Linked DNA regions of Homo sapiens: region 1 is linked to region 2. Evidence: read pairs that join two places in POLR2A ChIA-PET (ENCODE). Cell type or tissue: OCI-LY7. All regions are shown on one strand. Links, peaks and the distances in the headings refer to the core of each region. The heading gives the core; the rest is flanking DNA.

Region 1 (4,401 bases), core at 277-4,276, 170 kb after region 2:
CGAAGTAGGGGGATCGCCTGAGGTCAGGAGTTCAAGACCAGCCTGGCCAATGTGGTGAAACCCTGTCTCTACTAAAAATACAAAAACATTAGCTGAGCGTGGTGGTGTGTGCCTGTAATCCCAGCTACTCAGGAGGCTGAGGCAGGAGAATCTCTTGAACCCAGTAGGCGGAAGTTGCAGTGAGCTAAGATTGTGCCTGGGCAACAAGAGCGAAAACTCCATCTTCAAAAAAAAAAAAAAAAAGAAAAAAGAAAGAAAATGTGGAATTACAAATAATCATTCAATAATCATGGAAACACAAAAAAGTATATAGACATATTATCAGGAAGCAACTAGTGGATCATGTTAGAAGATACAAAACAGTTTAAATAGACATGGATTATACTTTTAAGAAACTGCCAACATAAAATGAGAGAGAGGAAAGGTGTGAATCTTGACTCTGCCAGTTACTGGTTCTGTGACCCCAGACAAGTCACTTAACCCTCCCTGAACCTCAGCTTGGTCATCTGGAATAAGGATATAATTAATAACAACTTTACCTAGCTATGTATGAAAATAAAAGAGTAATTATCTTTCAAGCGTTTGGCATGATGCCTAGTAAATATTAGGGGCTCAGTAAGTCAGTGGTGACGCTGGGTGGAGTAGATATGCTCCATATCTACCTAGACGACAACATGGGAAAATGGAAGGGGAAAATAACCCACATCACACCTAGCGAGTAGATAGCACTTGCCTGATTTTATAGATGAGGAAACTGAACTTCAGAGGCTCCAGAGACTTGCTCAGCCTCCACATTTACCAAGAGCCCAGAATATAAATCCAAATCTGTCTCTACCTTTGCTCCCCTTTCTTTATACCACATTTGCCTCTTTTGTGCCTGGGAGCTGCAGACACTCAGCTTTAAAGAACTGGTACTGGAGATATGGTACTGGAGGAAGAACTGCGTGCAGTGAACAGTAGGGTGGGTACGGAGGGAGGAGAAAAACTGTGTGAACATCACCAGGTAGATGAAGTATCACAACTGTCATTCTCAGTGGTCACAGAAAAGAAACAGAATCCATGATATTTTGAGGAACAGTCCCAACATGAATGACAGCAAGAAAAGGAAAAAATCCAAAGTTTTCCAAGGTGCCTACCATATTCCATATTTTCAAAGGGAAACTTTAAAACTGTTTATAAAGCATTAGAAACAGTGGGGGAAGTTCAGTTCGCATTTTTAAGATGACAAAAGAGTGCTCAACAGTGCAAAACTACAGGCATGATCTTCTCTTTTTTCCTTACTCCCACTTTGCACCTATTACCTAGCTTTCTCTATAAAGAATTTATATCCCACTCTTCTTTGTTCAAGCTGGCCTTTCTGGTGAGGGTGATATGAGCAGATGATGTCAAGGAGGTACAAAGGATCTACTTTTTAAATGTTACACCTGAGATTACTAGAGGCTGGGAAGGGTAGGGGGAAGGTGGAGGATAGGAGAGATTTGTTTAGATACAAAATTATAGCTAGACAGGAGGAATAAGCTCTCATGTTCTATAGCACTATAGGATAACTATAGTTAACAGTACATAGTTTTAAAATGGCTAGAAGAGAGGCGATTGAATGTTTCCAGCACAAGAAATAAAAAATGTTTGAGATGATGGATATGCTGATTACCCTGATCTCATCACTAGACATTGTATGTATTGAAACATTACTAGGTACCCCATAAATACATACCGTTATATGTCAATTTAAAAATAAATAAAAACTGAAAAAACATTTTCAGGATGGAAGCTATATTGAATGCACACACATCTATTATAATCTCATGAATTATTATAAAAGGTTTTTATGGAAAAAAAGTTGCACCTGAGGTTAATAAAGATCCACTTCTAATTTTAAACTTTGCCTAAGGAATGCTGAATAGGGAAAATATGCAAATTTTATACAAATAACATTTGTGTATCCTTTTACTTCACACATTTGGATACATAGCTTGGATAAATTTTAGTGACTACTACCAGACTGAGGAAACAAAATGCAGGGTATTATTTAAATACAAGGTAATTGTTCCATTAATTCACTTCCCTCTAGAAAGTGCAACCAGAAAAAGAAGGAAAGCAAATTATCTGGGAGATTGCAATTCACATGCATAATTAATCTGCTTGCTGAATTTGGTGTCAGCTTTTCTGCTATGGAAAACATAATCTCTTTTTCACTTTAGCTTATCCAGTCAAGAAGGAGTGTGTGAGTGAGTGTGTGTGTGTGTTTCCGTGTATGTGTGTTTATTTGTGTGTGTGTGTGTGTGTGTGTGTGTGAGAGAGCGAGAGAGAGAGAGGGAGGGAGACCCTCCCTTCTGTCCATGTAACAGATGCTGAAATAAGAATCAATGCTGCAACCACAGAACTGTGGGTTTGCTAGTTCCCCAATTTAACATAGCTTTTCCTTCCGCCAGAAAGAACAACTGACCATCTTTGAGTAACAGGCTCCTTGTACTTGCAAGTGGGGCTGACACAGCCATGGCTCTGAAGTTGAGCAAAACTTACTTAAACCCAGTAAGTGGTTCACTTTTACCTCTCTTCTTCCACTAACATTTAAAGCAATGTTTCATTCTTTCTCAGTTTTTAGGACACTTATATTTGGCCATTACTATACAATCATAGATATGTGTACTTGGGTATAAAAAGTAGAATGTTTAATCTATTCATGTCTATCAGTCACAACAGACTAGAAAATGTGAATGCCACTTGACTAAAATTATTCTAAACTTTAAAGGCCGGGCGCGGTGGCTCACGCCTGTAATCCCAGCACTTTGGGAGGCCGAGGCAGGCAGATCACGAGGTCAGGAGATCGAGACCGTCCTGGCTAACAAGGTGAAACCCGTCTCTACTAAAAATACAAAAAATTAGCCGGGCGTGGTGGTGGGCGCCTGTAGTCCCAGCTACTCGGGAGGCTGAGGCAGGAGAATCGCTTGAACCCAGGAGGCGGAGGTTTCAGTAAGCCGAGATCACGCAACTGTACTCCAGCCTGGGTGAGCCAGGAGGCAGAGGTTTCAGTGAGCCGAGATCGCGCCACTGCACTCCAGCCTGGGCGACAGAGTGAAACTCTGTCTCAAAAAACAAACAAACAAACAAACAAAAGACTAAGAACCTTTTAAAGTTTTTGAGGGTGGAGATCATGTTTTGTGACCCATGCAGAGGCCTGTAATTGTTAACAACCAACTTCTACTCAGTCAAGTGTACAGAGGGGCTGACTACTGATGCTGTTGCTGCTGCTGCTGCTGCTGATGGTGATGATAATGATGATGATGATGATATGATGACACAGAATAATTTGTTTATAAAAGCACTTATCATATAGATGCATTTATTTGGGGAAGTATTATGATTATTTGAGCTCAACTTGAGGGCTTAGTTACAAATAAGCACCATGGTTTGCTACCTGTTTATTCCAGGAAGTTGCCTTGAAATTCAACAGTTAAGACAAAATTGATCCAATTGTAGAAAATTAAATAAAATACGTGAATGAATGAACTTGCCTTCAAATATGAAGAGGACACCAGACACTACCTCACAGGACTGTATGACAACTAAATGCTTTCATAGGGTTAAAGCACTTAGAAAAACACCTGATTCAATGTAAGTATTAACGTTATTATTAGGATGATTAATTGAAGCGCCTTCCACTCCCCCCCATCCCCCACCGATATCTTACAAGATGGAGCAGTTATGCAATTTCTGGGCAGACTGATGTAAGCATTGAAACTGACAAACCAAAACAACAGGAACAGTCAATAGTATAAGGCAGGAAGTTGGATCAGAAGGGAACTGAGGAAAGCAACAAGGAGATGCCATCTGGGGAACACCACGGCCACAGCAGCTATAGGGAGATATCCCTAGGAAACCAACATCTAATCAGGAGGTGACTTCCGAGAGCCTCAAAATGAAGACCCTGTAGAACATTAACACTTTTTTAAGGAGTGCGCTTCCATCTGGCAAAATAGGAACACTTGAAACTCTTCAAATCTGTGGACACTGATTAGTTTTATATTTTGATGTGTCCTAATTCTAATGTTTATTTCTGCAGTGTTCAGTATACAGATGAAATAGTATCATTTCATTTGATATCTGTAAGTTGGGAAACTAGCAGATAAAAAAACACTAGGAAGAAAATTAGATTAACTGAAATAATGTCACTCTACTATAAAATCTACTATTAGTAATAAAGTCCAAGCCTTTATAATCTTATTTTATAAGTGTTTGACTCTTCATAAGTATAACCTTATAAGCAGATTTCTTAATTTTATTTTACCTAAGCTGATTTTAAAAGTTGCTTGCCATCTCTCCTGTATACACAGAAGGGCCTGTACTCTTTAGGTAACAAGGAGAAGTTGACTTGAGAATTTTCTGAGAATAATCCAAAGT
Region 2 (4,401 bases), core at 292-4,291:
GAAAGAACCCAAACACCCATCAAATGGATGAATGGATAAATAAAATGTGGCATATACATACAATCAAATATTATTCAGCCTTAAAAAGGAAGGAAATCCTGTCACATGCCACAGCAAGAAGGAACCCTGAGGACATTCTGCTAAGTGAAATAAGCCTGTCAAAAAAGACAAACACTGTATGATTCCACTTATATAAGGTATCTGAAGCAGTCAAATTCACAGAAACAAAACAGGATGATAGTTAACAGGAGCTGGGAAAAGGTGGAAAGGGGGAGTTATTTTTTGACAGATACAGAGTTTCAGATTTGCAAAATGAAAAAGTTCTGCAGAATTGTTTCACAAGTGTGAAAATACTTAACACTACCAAACTATAAACTTTAAAATGATGAAGATGGTACATTTTGTTTTTTTACCACAATAAAAAATTGAAAAATAAATTGTAAAAATTAAGGCTTACTGAATTATCCATGACTCATAATAATAATTATTATGGGAATTATTAAAATAAATATACACACTATTGTAAACAAAACTAAAAAACCCAATATGCTAATGCCCAACGGCTTCTGAAAAGTAAATATTCTATATTCTACAAAAGTTAATATTGTTAAAAACATACAATCCTACTTACCTTGGCTTGTCTCTCTTTTCTCTTTGTCGTTCAAAATCTCGTCCTCTGTCCTTTCCATCTCTTGTTTTTTCTTCTATCCTGTCTTTTACTTTATATTTTTCTTTGTATTTTTTCCCCAGAGCGATATCTTCTGGTATAGGAGGGGGTGGACTAGGAGTACGTGGTCCTTTCTTTTTACTTTGGTTGGTTTTTGAATTTCTGAAGGTAACAAAAAGCTATCATTAGAGGTTCAAATATGCCAAAAGGATATTTTTTAAAGCCTTCTTAAAAACAGCAGCGTTCCTTTACATTACTTGCCCTTTATTATTTTGTATACTACTAACCAATATCAAGAAGAAAAAAAAACTAACAGAAATGGCTGAAGAATTAATTTACTTGATACTTATTTTGTTAACACTGCTTATTATTATATAACTTTAAAGGGGCAGGTTTCTGAGAAAAGATAGAGGTGAAATAGGAAGACACTTTCAGAAAAGATGTTAATACAATGACTGTTTAAACTGTTTTTTTTTAAGACAGAAAAGTAGACAAAGAAAGTAAAAATCACCTATAATTCTACTACTCAAAGAGAACTATTTTTAACATCTTGAATATTTACATACTTTTGCCATATATCTTACTTTCTCTGTCTATTCATTTAAAACTGGGTATTCACATGCAAAAGAATGAAGCTGGACCTTTACATTGCACCAGATCAAAAATTAACTCAAAATAAAGACCTAAACATAAAAGCAAAAACTATAAAAATCCGAAAAGAAAATATAGAAGAAAAGCTTCATGACATTGGACTTGGCAATGATTTCTTGGCTATGACACCAAAGGCACAGGTAACAACAAAGCAAAAATAGACAAATGAGACTAAATCAAATTTTAAAACTTTTGCATGTCAAAGGACACAATCAACAAAGTGAAAAGGCAACTTATAGAATGCGAGAAAATATGTGCAAATCATATATATATATAGTCACAACTATTTTCTCTCATCATTGGAAATGGTAACTCTGTGTGTGTGTGTGTGTGTGTCACATACATTCATGGGATATCCTATTACAATATTTTGCAAAATTTTCAAATATTGAACATAGACATAGTGTGAGCATCTTTCTGTAACAAAAAGTAGATTTAGGTTGGGCATGGTGTAATCCCATCACTTTGGGAGGCAGAGGAGGGAGGGGTGGATCACTTGAGGTCAGGAGTTCGAGACCAGCCTGGCCAACATGGTGAAACCCTATCTCTACTAAAAATACAAAAATTAGCCAGGCATGGTGGTGGGTGCCTGTAATCCCAGCTACTCCAGAGGCTGAGGCAGGAGAATCACTTGAACCCGGAAGAAAGAGGTTGCAGTGAGCCAAGATTGCGCCACTGCACTCTAGTCTGGGTGACAGAGTAAGACTCTAACTCAAAATAAAATTTTTTTTAAAAAAGCAGATTTAGGTAATCATTTTTATTGACTGTATAGAATTTCCCTGAATAGATGCTCCAAAACTTTCTAAAACAATTTCATAGTTTTTCAGGTGGCTTCCAGGTTTTCATCATTATTCAAAAAACACAATTACATCATCTACAAATGAAATATCAACCACTGTCAGTATATATTCATCATAAATTTCTCAATCTTATTTAAGAAATTTTTACCAACTCTGAGGTCACAAAGATGGTCTCCTAAAATTTTGTAATTTTGCCTTTCACATTTGTCTTTAATCTACTTGTAATTGATTTTGGGGTACAAATTTTGTTCTTTAAGTGCCTCTTTTTGGCAATTTAAGTAATTTTAAGTAAATAGTATAACTTTGATCCCATACACATTCAAAACTGGCTGTCTTTGCCTCTTACTTTAACAATAGTTTAATTGAATATAGCATTTTCATGTCAAAATCCTTTTACCTCAGAGCTCTAGTTAAAATATTTTGTAACATTTAACGTTGCAGGTCAGAAGTCCAAAGAAAATCAAATTTTTTACTATTCAGGTAAGCTGGTTTTTCTGTTGGCATGCTTATGAACATTATCCCTTGAAAATTACTCACTGGAAAAAGATTTTCACTAAATCCAGGTATTTTCAAAAAATCTTTTCCAGCACTAAATGGACTGTTTCAATCTGAAACTTCAAACTTTTTACTCAATTTCTTCTATTTTCATTTCAAAACTTTTCCTTATGACCCAAGTCTCTGCAGTTCTCTTTATTACACAGTTACTGTATCTCTTGGATCTCTCCTCCATGTTAGATGTCTCTGTCATTTCCATTTTTCCTGCTTTTCCAGGATCTTAAATCTGTCTTTATATTCAGTAATTTTTAAAGTAGTACTCATTTTGCTAATTCTAAATTTGGCAATCTCGTTGTTCTGCTATTTTTTGATTTCTTCTTTTTTTTGGAGACAGTGTCTCGCTCTGTTGCCCAGGCTGGAGTGCAGTGGCACAATCATGGCTCACTGCAGCCTCGACCCCCAGGGCTCCAGTGATCCCCATGCCTCAGCCCTCTGAGTAGCTAGGAGTATAGGTGCATACCACCACAACTGGCTAAATTTCATATTTTTGTAGAGACAGGGTTTTATCACGTTATCCAGGCTGGTCTCAAACTCTTGGGCTCAAGTGATCTGTCCACCTCAGACCACTGCATCTGTCCTATTCTATGATTTTCCATTTGAACTCTTTTCTCTTTTAAAATATTGTTGTTCAGGCTGGGCGACGTGGCTCATACCTGTAATCCCAGCACTTTGAAAGGCCAAGGTGGGCGGATCGTGAGGCGGTCAGGAGTTCGAGACCAGCATGACCAACATGGTGAAACCCCGCCTCTACTAAAAATACAAAAATTAGCCAGGTGTGGTGGCGCACGCCTGTAATCCCAGCTACTCAGGAGGCTGAGGCAGAAGAACCGCTTGAACCCAGGAGGCAGATGTTGCAGTGAGCTGACTGCACACCAGCCTGGGTGACAGAGTGGGACTCTGTCCCAAAAAAAAAAAAAAAAGTTGTTCAACCTGGCACCAACCAGATCGATAAACTGGCTCATCTGATCTTGTAGCCCCCACCAAGGAACTGACTCAGCACAAGAAGACAGCTTCGACTCCCTCGGATTTCATCTCTGACTTGACCAGTCAGCACTCCTGGCTTACTGGCTTCCCCCAGTCTCCCTGCTGCCCCGCCACCAAGTTGTCCTCTAAAACTCTGATCCCCAAATGCTCAGGGAGATTGATTAATAAAACTCCAGTCTCCTGCAAAAATATAAAATAAAATAAAATAAAATAAAAATATAGTTGTTCACAGTTTTTTTCCCATAATCAACTGCTTTTGTCTTCTAAATACAATATCCTCACAAATTGCACTAAACTTATAAATGAATTTATAATTTAAGTTTGTTCCTGTTTACTGTATTAACGTTTCTGTGTAAGCCATCTGCTCAGAGTGTTCAGTCTGGTACTAGGTTTGCAAGTAACCCTTTTCATACATCTGGTGAGTTTTCACTATCTACTAATCTCACTATCTACTGATATTTATAAATGAAGACCTAAGCCTAAAATCCTAGAACTTATTTCCTATCATGCTGAATTCTCAGAATTCTCAAGTCCCAAGAGTTCTTAGCCATATATATATATGAGATAGTATCTACCTCAAAATTGCTGGCAATATTTTAAAAGCACTTGACTCATAGCATTGAGAAAATGTAGCTCTCTTAGTCCTCATCCCTATGTCTTATTATCACTCATAGCGTTAACCATGTAAACAAGTAGGAAATTACTAAAATATGACGACTAAATCTAGTTTTCATCCTTGTCTTC

Evidence for each region. ChIA-PET counts read pairs that join two places held together with the same protein. Peaks named below come from ENCODE experiments on the same cell type or tissue, not always from the same donor. Only the 100,000 strongest peaks of a DNase experiment are listed, where the experiment ranks them.
Region 1: POLR2A ChIA-PET joins it to region 2 with 12 read pairs; 2 of 35 experiments call an interaction of 5 or more read pairs at or near these places.

The regions. Positions count from the first base shown.
Region 1 is chr13:46,174,609-46,179,009 of GRCh38, forward strand. All of the region lies in intron 1 of LCP1 (lymphocyte cytosolic protein 1), which reads right to left. Among named protein-coding and RNA genes, the nearest start is that of LCP1, 5.4 kb to the right of the region's middle. RefSeq lists an enhancer at 2,320-2,379. In OCI-LY7, for the core only: CTCF peaks have their summits at 1,830 and 2,235; a DNase peak (open chromatin) is centred at 2,413; H3K4me3 peaks cover 4,000 bases; H3K27ac peaks cover 4,000 bases.
Region 2 is chr13:46,002,508-46,006,908 of GRCh38, forward strand. It overlaps ZC3H13 (zinc finger CCCH-type containing 13), which reads right to left. Exons shown (of 19, transcript NM_001330564.2): 8 at 632-829. Among named protein-coding and RNA genes, the nearest start is that of ZC3H13, 48 kb to the right of the region's middle. In OCI-LY7, for the core only: no CTCF peak of the experiment used is centred there; no DNase peak of the experiment used is centred there.